Regions from separate parts of the Homo sapiens genome. Here region 1 is linked to region 2. A link is a contact called in ENCODE Hi-C data. All regions are on one chromosome and are shown on one strand. Each heading gives the region's core, a stretch centred on a gene start or an enhancer-like site at or near the end of the contact. The rest is flanking DNA. Distances are from core to core; before and after follow the strand shown.

What was found. A loop is a pair of places that touch in the nucleus more often than their neighbours do. Pooled maps may share reads with other maps.
Region 1: a loop to region 2 is called in a pooled map, with 4 times the contacts of the local background. The contact joins the enhancer-like site here to the promoter of LYPLAL1 in region 2. A Hi-C loop is called at or near these places in 2 of 37 single-sample maps with no recorded cell type and 3 of 50 pooled maps.

Annotation. Positions count from the first base shown.
Region 1 is chr1:220,216,378-220,221,391 of GRCh38, forward strand. The region is part of intron 2 of RAB3GAP2 (RAB3 GTPase activating non-catalytic protein subunit 2); the gene reads right to left. Among named protein-coding and RNA genes, the nearest start is that of SNORA36B, 18 kb to the left of the region's middle. RefSeq lists a silencer at 3,494-3,573 and enhancers at 3,724-3,773, 4,134-4,203. Within about 2 kb of position 3,619, at least 2 of the 41 ENCODE cell types and tissues checked have a DNase peak (open chromatin) inside an H3K27ac peak, as active enhancers do.
Region 2 is chr1:219,170,669-219,175,669 of GRCh38, forward strand. It overlaps LYPLAL1 (lysophospholipase like 1), which reads left to right and starts at 3,210. Exons shown (of 5, transcript NM_138794.5): 1 at 3,210-3,313. The coding sequence starts at 3,223. It overlaps LYPLAL1-DT (LYPLAL1 divergent transcript), which reads right to left and starts at 3,120. Exons shown (of 5, transcript NR_038845.1): 1 at 2,802-3,120. RefSeq lists enhancers at 3,041-3,090, 3,171-3,500.

The DNA of each region.
Region 1 (5,014 bases), core at 2,369-4,868, 1.0 Mb after region 2:
AAAACTTAGTTGTAATTAAATTTTTCCCTGGTTCCACAACTTCTGCTGTAGGATAGTCTTTGTTTACCCAACACATCACTCCTCATGATGGCTTGCTGTAAGCTGAGGACAACATTACCCGATGGTTTCCTCCAACAACTGAGACTCCAATTATACCAACTGTGAGGCACAGGACCTTCTAAGTGATTAGAGATCCACTTTCAGGTAGGAGCTTAGAAGAGGACAGCTTATATAGGAATATTATTTAGGCATTGCTTTTGATAAGAAATTAGGAGGGTCCAAAACTCTTTGATTGGTCTCTGACTCTTATCCTAAAATCTCCATCTCAATGCAATAAAAAAGAATCAATATAATGCTTCAGGAAAGGAATACAGCCCTTATTTGGGCATGTTCTCAAAAAAATTTGTTTTAATAATTGAGCATCTATACAAATAGATTCCTTCCTCTTATCACACTTCCAAAACTATGTTTAATCAGTAAATCCTAAAAATATTATAAAAGTTGCTTTTCTTTTTTTTTTCAATAAAGAATATTGTTCCTATGTTTCTGTCCCATGTTTTCAAAATAATGCCACTAACAAGGATTAGATCTGATGTTTATGTGCACAGAAAAGACAAAGAGTCAAAGATGGAAGACATTTAGAGGCCAACTGGTCCAAATTCTAATTTTATAATAAAGAAAATGGAGTCTCGGAGAGGTTAAGGGATGTGCTCCAGCCATAGAATTAGTGTCAGAGCCCAAACTAAAATCTAGGCTTCCTAATTCCTAATTCAGGTGGTCTTTCCACTCTATCACCCTGCTCATCTCTGTGGGTAGCTGTACTAGCTCTTTGGAAGCTTGTCTTTACTTGAGATTTGACTCTAATCTCATATTCAGTGAAAACCCTTTTCTCCAAAAGAACTACTGTATTGTCACTTTATTCCGGCCTAATCTTTCTGTAGTTCTTTGAGTCGATTTACAGCTACAAGATGACCACTGTATTTGAATATGTGAGCCAGAGTATTCTTGAGGTATTTCTTCAAGAACTCCTTTAAAAATACTTTCCCTCTCCTTTCTGTTTTTCCATCAGAAGTTCCAGTTCCTCTGGCAAACCCATCCTATCCTGACTCCTAACCTTCTTTCAAACTTACTGCAATTAAAAGTCTTACTACTCCCTGCTACCTGTTTATTCTGTGACTGCATTTCTCCCACACTAGATGAGACGCCCTCTGTTGGCAAAGCCTATGGCTTATATTATTTTTCACCTCCACATGTAGCACAGTCCACTAATAGAATATAGGAGTAAATAACAGCATTCCCTATCTCTTAAATAATATATTATCTATTCTTACACCTGAAACTGTATAACAATGAACAATCAACCTAAAGCTAGTATATTCAGTCCTTAGTAATGTTTTTTCTTAAGTAATACTAAGATTTAATAGTTCAAGATTCTGGCTGACATATTCATGGTAAGTACAAGTTAAAGAGATATAAGAACAGAATACCACTGTATCATAGTCTTCTTAGTTGGGCCTAAAACTCGGTGTCAGATTATGATCAAGCTGCTGCTACCCCAACAAATGGACTATAAGTGATCTCAGAAGCAAACATGAATTTTGTCCCAAAAGGACTACCCATGACAAAAGCATTGGAAATAGATGTCACTTGCTTGGAAGCAAATTCAGAAAAATGATTCCATAATCAATTATGATATCCCTAACCTGCTTAGCCATCTTATACATGTACATTTTTATTTACATGAAACTTGAGAATAAAACTTGATGTGGATTTTTATTCCGGTTTCATCCACTGAAGACGGGGGAATAAAGAAGCAAAAAGCCAAAATCTTCCATCATTCTTTACTGCAGTTTATTTTCTATGTCCTTTCTACTTCTCCAACTTTCTCTGTTACTGTGGTACTAAAAATATATCCTCCCAGTTTGCCATGGTAAAGTTGGATATGTACAACTGAGCATTACATATTATAAAAATAGGTTAGAAAATACGATAATATTATTATATCATCATTAGAGTTTGAAGTGCCATAAAATTCTAGATCTAAACTTTTAGTTGTGCTTCTCAAGAATGATGCTAACTTGTCACATCATTCTGAGCAAACTATCGCAAGGACAGAAAACCAAACACTGCACATTCTCACTCATAGATGGGAATTGAACAATGAGAACACTTGGACACAGGGTGGGGAACATCACACACCAGGGCCTGTCGTGGGGTGTGGAGTCAGGGGAGGGATAGCATTAGGAGATATATCTAATGTAAATGACGAGTTAATGGGTGCAGCACACCAAAATGGCACATGTATACATATGTAACAAACCTGCACGTTGTGCACATGTACCCTAGAACTTAAAGTATAATTTAAAAAAAAAAAAGAACGATGCTAACTTGTCACAAAATGCAATGGTGTTGTGCTCTTAATACAAGCTCCACAAGCTCTTTGGATCCACAACCACACGGGGGAGCAGCTGTATACCTATTCCAACTGCAAGCTCCTGGTCACATGTAATTCTAAAGTAACTTCTTTGTGACTAAGGCACAGTATTCAACATATCAGATTCAATACAAGGACAAAAAGCCTCTAATGACAATAACCCAAACCAAATAATATCCTTAAAATTATAAAGAGGTAAAAATGTATTGTTTTAAGCTTAGCTATAATATTTTGCCCCCAGCCAGAGTAAATTTTACCATATTATGAAGCAAATTCAAAACAGAAAACTGCTGGAGGTGTGGATGGGAGAAATCCTCAGGTAAATCAAATTTCTTTTAATAAATCTACAAATTAAGAAACTGTAGTACTAAGTGCAAGACAATGTAAGCAAAGATCCTAGAACTGCTTGTCTGTACAGATCAACAATCTCCTTCTTACACATGTCATAATCCTCTTGAAGCCAACTGACAGGATGATTCAATCTTAACAGAAACAGAAGGAACTACAGGGATCATTTGAGTGAAATTCCTCCTTTTCCAGAAAAGAAATCAAGCTCTAAAAAGAATAAGTGGATTTTCACTAACCATGCCAATACTATAGATAATACATTTAAAGCAACATACATTCACACAGTCCCTGGACAATTTACAGAGGAACTCTGGTCCTTCACTTCTAAAATCAGGGGTCTGAGGAAGAATGAGGAAATGGCCTGTGGGTCAGAATCCATGAGAAAGACTAGACCCTCGATGTTCTCATATCTCTCTCTCTCTGCTTTAATGTATCCTGTACAACACTGCCACAGTATTGCTCCAGAAGGGCTGCAGAAATACAAACCAAGAATAAAGAGTGTGAGTCCATCTGAAGTGACTCCAGTGCCAGATTTTTCAGGGAAGTCTCAAGTCTAAGCACAAATAACTTGATGAAAATATTGGTATAGTGGAGATTAGGAAATGCCCTCTCTAGGCTGGATCACAATGAGCTAGTATTAGGTTTTACAACAAAATATGATTTCCAGCGCCAGTTCCAGAAAGCTCAGGCAAGAAATAGGGCTGTAAACAACAATGCTCTGGGAAGCCTAATAGAGCATCAGCACACATTCAGTGGCTGACAAGATGCAAGCTCATCATTTTGTTTTGTGTCATAAGGGCATTTGCCTACTAATTAGCGTTTTGGAAAACTTCCCCAATAATGGGGCCCACAGTCTCTAACACTGCCCCTTTGAAGCTAGTGATCCAAAAATAATATCATTTGACAAGGTAATTTCCCAAGCCACGCCTGAAATGTAAAACAAAAAAAGCACCTCACTGCTTAAAGGTGCTCCACCAGGGACCTTGGGTTTTCCACCAAAACTTGCCTCCCCCACCCTGTTACTAAAGTTGACACTGAATTTGCCTGCAGTCTCCCCCATCATCGTCGTTGTGGTGGCTGCGCTAAGCTCCATGGCTCTGAGAGCCAGCCCGTCCCTTCCCTGCCACTGTGAAGTGGGTGTTCAGAGAGTCTCGCTCCTGGAACGCAGGTGAGTGGAGTCCCCGAAGATCCGCACAAAATAGCCCAGCCAGTTCCAGCAATTATGAAAAAGTCCAGGCTCTCAGACCGCTGACCCTGATAAGTAGAAGTCCTTGGTGCCACCTGGTATTCCAGTGGCTCAGTCCATGTGCATCATCACGAGTAGGATCCAGCTTGCTGCTGAAAAGGCCTCTGTCCCGTTTGTGGATAAGACAGTGCAGCCCAACCATGGGACAGCTTTAGGAGGCAAAAGCTGAAGATGGATTTTTTGTACCTGGCTGATATGGTTTGGCTGTGTCCCCACTCAAATTTCATTTTGAATTGTAATTCCCACAATTCCCACGTGTTGTGGGAAGAAGCCGGTGGGAGGTAACTGAATTATGGAGGTGGGTCTCTCCTGCCCTGTTCTGATAGTGAATGAGTCTCACAAGTTCCGATGGTTTTAAAAAGGGGAGTTTCCCTGCACAAGCTCTCTTCTCTTGTCTGTCGCCATGTGAGACATGGCTTTCACCTTCCACCATGATTGTGAGGCCTCCCCAGCCACGTGGAAGTGTAAGTCCAATAAACCTCTTTCTTTTGTAAATTGCCCAGTCTCAGGTATGTCTTTATCAGCAGCATGAAAATGGACTAACACACTGGCCTACGTGGAGAGAGCACCCTGGCTTCTTCTGAGGGCTGCTGCTGGGCTAGGTGCACCATTACCACTTGAGTATCTTGAAAATAGCTGGCAGTTTTCAGTTATTATACCACAACCGCTTCTCACAGACATATTAGTGCATCTGAGACTGGGTTTATTTCTTCATATACTGGAAACTTTTGTTTTCTTAGAATAGAAAATTATCATACAGGGTTTTATTTCGAGTTTTTCTTTTTATGCACTGTCCTCATGGCTATATTCTCCAGGGAACTTGTTCTTTTGGAAATCATATTTAATGAAGATATTTCCATATTGAAGTGAGGTGGGTGTGGTGTTAAAGTAAAAAGGAAGGAGATGAAATATTTATTCTGCATTACGTTTGAAGTGTTAGATGGCTAAGTATTAAAAGCAACCAAATTAAATCCCCCAAATTAAAG
Region 2 (5,001 bases), core at 1,960-4,459:
TCTCAGCCACCGGAGTAGCTGGGATTACAGGCATGCGCCATGATGCTCGGCTAAGTTTTTTTGTATTTTTAGTACAGATGGGGTTTCGCCATGTTGGCCAGGCTGGTCTTAAACTCCTGGCCTGAAGTGAACCGCCTGCCTTGGCCTCCCAAAGTGCTGGGATTACAGTAAGCCACTGCACCCAGGCAAAATATACTAATCTTAATGGCTGAACTTTCAATTGCTTTTCTGTTTTGAAAACTAAGTGTGGCCTAAAGCATTTCTCAACACACTGAAGAACAGTAAACTAAACTCCGACTTTGCCATTTATATCGTTAGATCCTAATTGATATTGAAACCCTGCAAAACAGGAGAACTTTTTCTTTTTCTTTTATTTTGTTTACTTGCTTTTTTAAGTTTAGAACTGAAGTTACCAAAAGGAGGTGCATATAGATTGGCAGAAAGCAAATGAGTAGCAACAAAAAATAATTAGGAGCTATATAAAGAGTAAAAGAATGTATGAATAGGAATCTTCCAGTGATAATATTCCCCCACCTTCAATAGGGCAAAAGATCCACCACAAAAGCAAATAGTCATCTTGAAACTTAATTACATTTCAAAGTAGTACAGTAACATGAAAGGAACAAAACATTTTTGTTCAACAGTTTGCCTACCAGATGGGATCTCTAAATATAGGTAATCTAAAACCTTTGCTTGTCCTATAAACAAATACAGATGAAAGGAATAGCAACAATAGCTAAGCATTTAAATCACTGGAAATAAAATAGCACTTTGGTTAAGTGTGGAAGAATCTGGCTCATTCTAATAATGAATCTGGGAAGGCTGGAGTTCTCAGTGAAATTCAGAATACAGAAGGTTGCTTCTGGTATTTACCACCTGCTTATCTACCTGTTTAAACTGGTAGAATAGTTGGAAGAACAAATCAGGAACTAATAGCAGTAGACTTGGGAAAAACTAAAGAAGCACAGGAACACCTAATAAATAGAGACTCTAAAGGGCCACAATACAAATTCCAGACTTTTGTTTTTGAAATAAGAGTTGCGACATGCCCTTGCTTCATTTCTGTGCACTCATGTGTAAATGTGGGTAATAGTTAAGAACCTATGCTCTGGAGTCAAGCCCAGCATGTGAATCCAGGTTCTACAATTGACTGGCACTATGACTTTGAGCCAGGTTCCTTACCTCTTTGAGCCTCATTGACAAAAGCAGATAGTAATAGTACTGAGTTTTATTGGAATTAATTTATGACAGTTTTTGGCACCTACTGAATCCCATGAATATTAGTTGCTTATTATTATTAATAATCATTACTCTTAAATAATTATATTCTGATTTTTTGCTGTCTCAAAAGCGTGGGGTGGTGTACAGTAAGATTTTCAGGTAGTAAATGGAGTTCTAAGAGTAGAACTTAAAGCCTTCCCTGTATATCTCCAAGTGGTCTTTCCTAGTAGCACTGCCCTCTTCTCACCTGGCTAGGGAAGGTTATCTAGAACTCATACGGGGAAGGCAGGTCAAAAGACAGAGGTTTTTCTTTTAAGAATTGGCTATCAGAGCTCAGCCTACCCTAGTTTGTCCTCCTCAGGGACTTCACTTATACAACTCTCTGCTGCAGATCTATGGGCTTTGGAGAAATGACTCAGAATTTCTTTTTGATTTGGTTAACTAATGGCATGTAGGACCATTCTTGTTGATGGTATTGTTATTAATATAACACCATGATAGCTTAGAGCTGATTTTGGCAACTAATGTTGATAGTAAACAGTTTACTTACCTGTAAGTAGGGTGATTACCTGGAACAAATAAAAGGTAAGTTGTAATTGCTAAAATGTAATGCAGACTACAATGAATGGAAGGCCAGTGTTTAATGGTACTTAAGCTTTTACTGGGTTATTTTGTTGAATTTTACATGAGGCAAGAGCAACCTGCTGGGGCCACTGCCTTCAGTATTAAAAGATACCTATGTTTTGGACTTTATACAGGAAATAATTCCATTTCTTAGTATTTTTAAAATTATGGTAAAATACACATAAAATTTACTAGGTGTATAGTTCACTGGCAGTTATTAACACTGTTGTACAACCATCATCACTGTCCATTTTTAAAAATGTTTCACTATCTAAGCAGAAACTCTTGTACTCATTAAACAACAACCTCCCAACTCCCTCTTCCCTTAGTCCCTGGTAACCTCTAATTTCACTTTCTGTCCCTATGCATTTGCCAATTCTAGATATCTCATGTAAGTGGAATCATACAATTATTTGTCCTTTTGTGTCTGGCTTCACTCGGCATAATGTTTTCAAGGTTCATCCATGTTGTAGCATGTATCCGAATCACATTCTTTTTACAGGCTGAATAATATTCCATTCCAATATGTACATAGCACATTTGGTTTATCTCTCCATCTGTAGATGAACATTTGAGTTGTTTCCACTTTTTGGTACTTGTGAATAATGCTGCTACAGAACACTGAAGTACAAGTATTTGTTTGAGTCCCTGCTTTCATCTCTTTTGGGTATATACCTAGAAGTGGAACTGCTAGTACCTATGCTAAGTCAATGTTTAACTTGTTGAGGAGCCACCAAATTATTTCTATTGCCGCAACATCATTTTACATTCTGATCAGCTATGCACAAGGTTTCTAATTTCTACACATCTTTACTAATACTTATTTTCTGTTTTTTTGATAAGAGCCATTCTAATGGGTATATAAAGCAGAATCTCATTAAATTAGATTTGCTTTGTAAACTATTTATTAAAAATAAGAGACACGAAGAGAACTTATTATTATATGCTTCGCTTACCCTGTATATCAAGAGCTGCAAACATCCTGTGCGAGTCCCAAAGTGAAAGGTAAAATATGGTTCTATTAAATTTTAAACATAGTAACACGAATATTTCTCCAAATAAGGTAATCTTGAGTTTTGGGATTGCATTTAAAATTCCTACAGCAAATGCTCAGGATATAAACATATCCATTAGTCATTACAGAAGTCCACACGAGGCTGACACACGTAGAATACCATTATTAGCAAAACTAAACTCAGTACAGTTACAACTGCCTCAAACTTGACCCCAAAGTATTGAAAGCTCCTCAGAGAGCGGGCCAGCAGCGCTGCGCATGCGCGCTCCCGGGCGTGCTCCCGCGCGTGCCTGCGTATTTGCGTGCGCGGCCCCGCGCGGCAACGCAGGGGCGGAACCGCATGACTGGCAGTGGCATCAGCGATGGCGGCTGCGTCGGGGTCGGTTCTGCAGCGCTGTATCGTGTCGCCGGCAGGGAGGCATAGCGCCTCTCTGATCTTCCTGCATGGCTCAGGTGGATTTCAATTTTACGTCCTGGTTTTCTACAGCTCGGGAAACATCCTCCCCTCGGTTACCCCAGTATTGCCCAAGTGGAGGTGTCGCCGGGCCCAAATAGGGCCCAGTGGGTGGCTCCCCCGTCGCCAGCCCCGGCTGTAGATGCACGGGCAGCGCCACCTGCCCCCAGCCTCCCCCGTTAGTCTTCCTCTTTCTATCGGGCGGTCACTGGTCCACCACCCTCGCTTTGGGGCCTTGTGTCCCGCCGCTCAGCCAGCCCTCCATCCCCACAACACACCTCCCCATTCCTCGCCCCAAGTTTAAACAGAGCAAGTTAGTAAGGTAAGTCTTCTGCTAGAGGGAAATTATTTAGTGTTTTTCATTATCAGCTACTAGTGATTTTTCAGTCGTAATTGCCCATTGCTTTTTCCAGGCTCCCATACTAATGTAGACAATTGAGATTCACAGTTAACTTAGATACTGTTTACAGATTATCTCTTTTCTGTAAGCCACTGTGCCATGGCTGGAGTGCTTTCTCTCACTTTCCTTTTTGCTGCTTCTCTTTCCTTCCTTTCCCTTTCCCGCCTGTGTCATTAAACTTCCAAGATAGACTACAGGGGCAGGACCCCCAGGGACAGGCATCTTCCACTACCTGCCCTTAGTAACGTGTGCTTAATGCTGTATCGTTACTTAACACTCATCTGTAATCACTTTTGTCTGTCTTCCCCACTGGATTGTGAACTTCCCACTGGATTATGAGAGTAAGGGCCCTTGTGTCAACCTTTGCACCCCCAGTGCTTGGCCCAGGGTAAGCTCTCAGGAAATGTTTTTTAAAGAAATGAGATGCAGCCGGTGTCCTCAGGGGGCCTACCTAAAGTTAAAAACAAAAACAATCCAATTAGTTTGAGTCAGCAGTGCATGGAAGATCACAAGACGGTGCATGGTTTCCTGCCAAGTGAATTGTAAGAGAAAAAAATGTGGTTAGGCATTATTAAGGCATTTGGAAGATGAAAAGCTTGTCAGACTTTTCGAAGAAAGTGGTCTTTGAGCCGAGACGGGTAGGCTTAAATGGGACGGTGATTGGAAGGGAATTGGAAAGGTACTGGGCAGAGACCTGGAAAAGGGCAATTGTGGGAGGTATTCTCTTTATTTTGAAAATGAGGCCAGACAGGTTCAGCAGCTTGGCCAAGGTCTCTTAGCTGTTACTGTGAGTAGTGGCGGATTTGGGATTAGAACCCAAAGCTCTCCGACCTCAAACTCAGGGCTTTGGTGGGGTAAGGTGAAAAAGTTTGAACTAGGATATATTGTTTTGGAGATAGGGAAGAAGAGGTCCAATAGTGTTTAAAGGGAAAGACGGCATATATTTAGAAGGTGACGTGTGTAAGATGACAGCGGTACTTAATAACTAGGAGACTGGTAGTACTATTTAGGGCTCCAAGAGTGTTCATTTATAAGTACCCAGAAATTCCCCAACACTGTACCCTTTCTCATAATCAATTCTCATTATCTTTAGGAAGAACTCCTAGACTATGTTCTTTTTTCCCCTGGACCTCTTTGCTTAAAATAATTATCCTTTTTTTGAATTTCAGATTACATTTTTATAACCTGTAAGGGTATGTCTCTAAAATTCAGAGTCATGTATGTATGTATTTTTTCCTTTGTACTTTGAACCAAGAATTTATTCAAAGAATTCTGCCAAGTATGCGA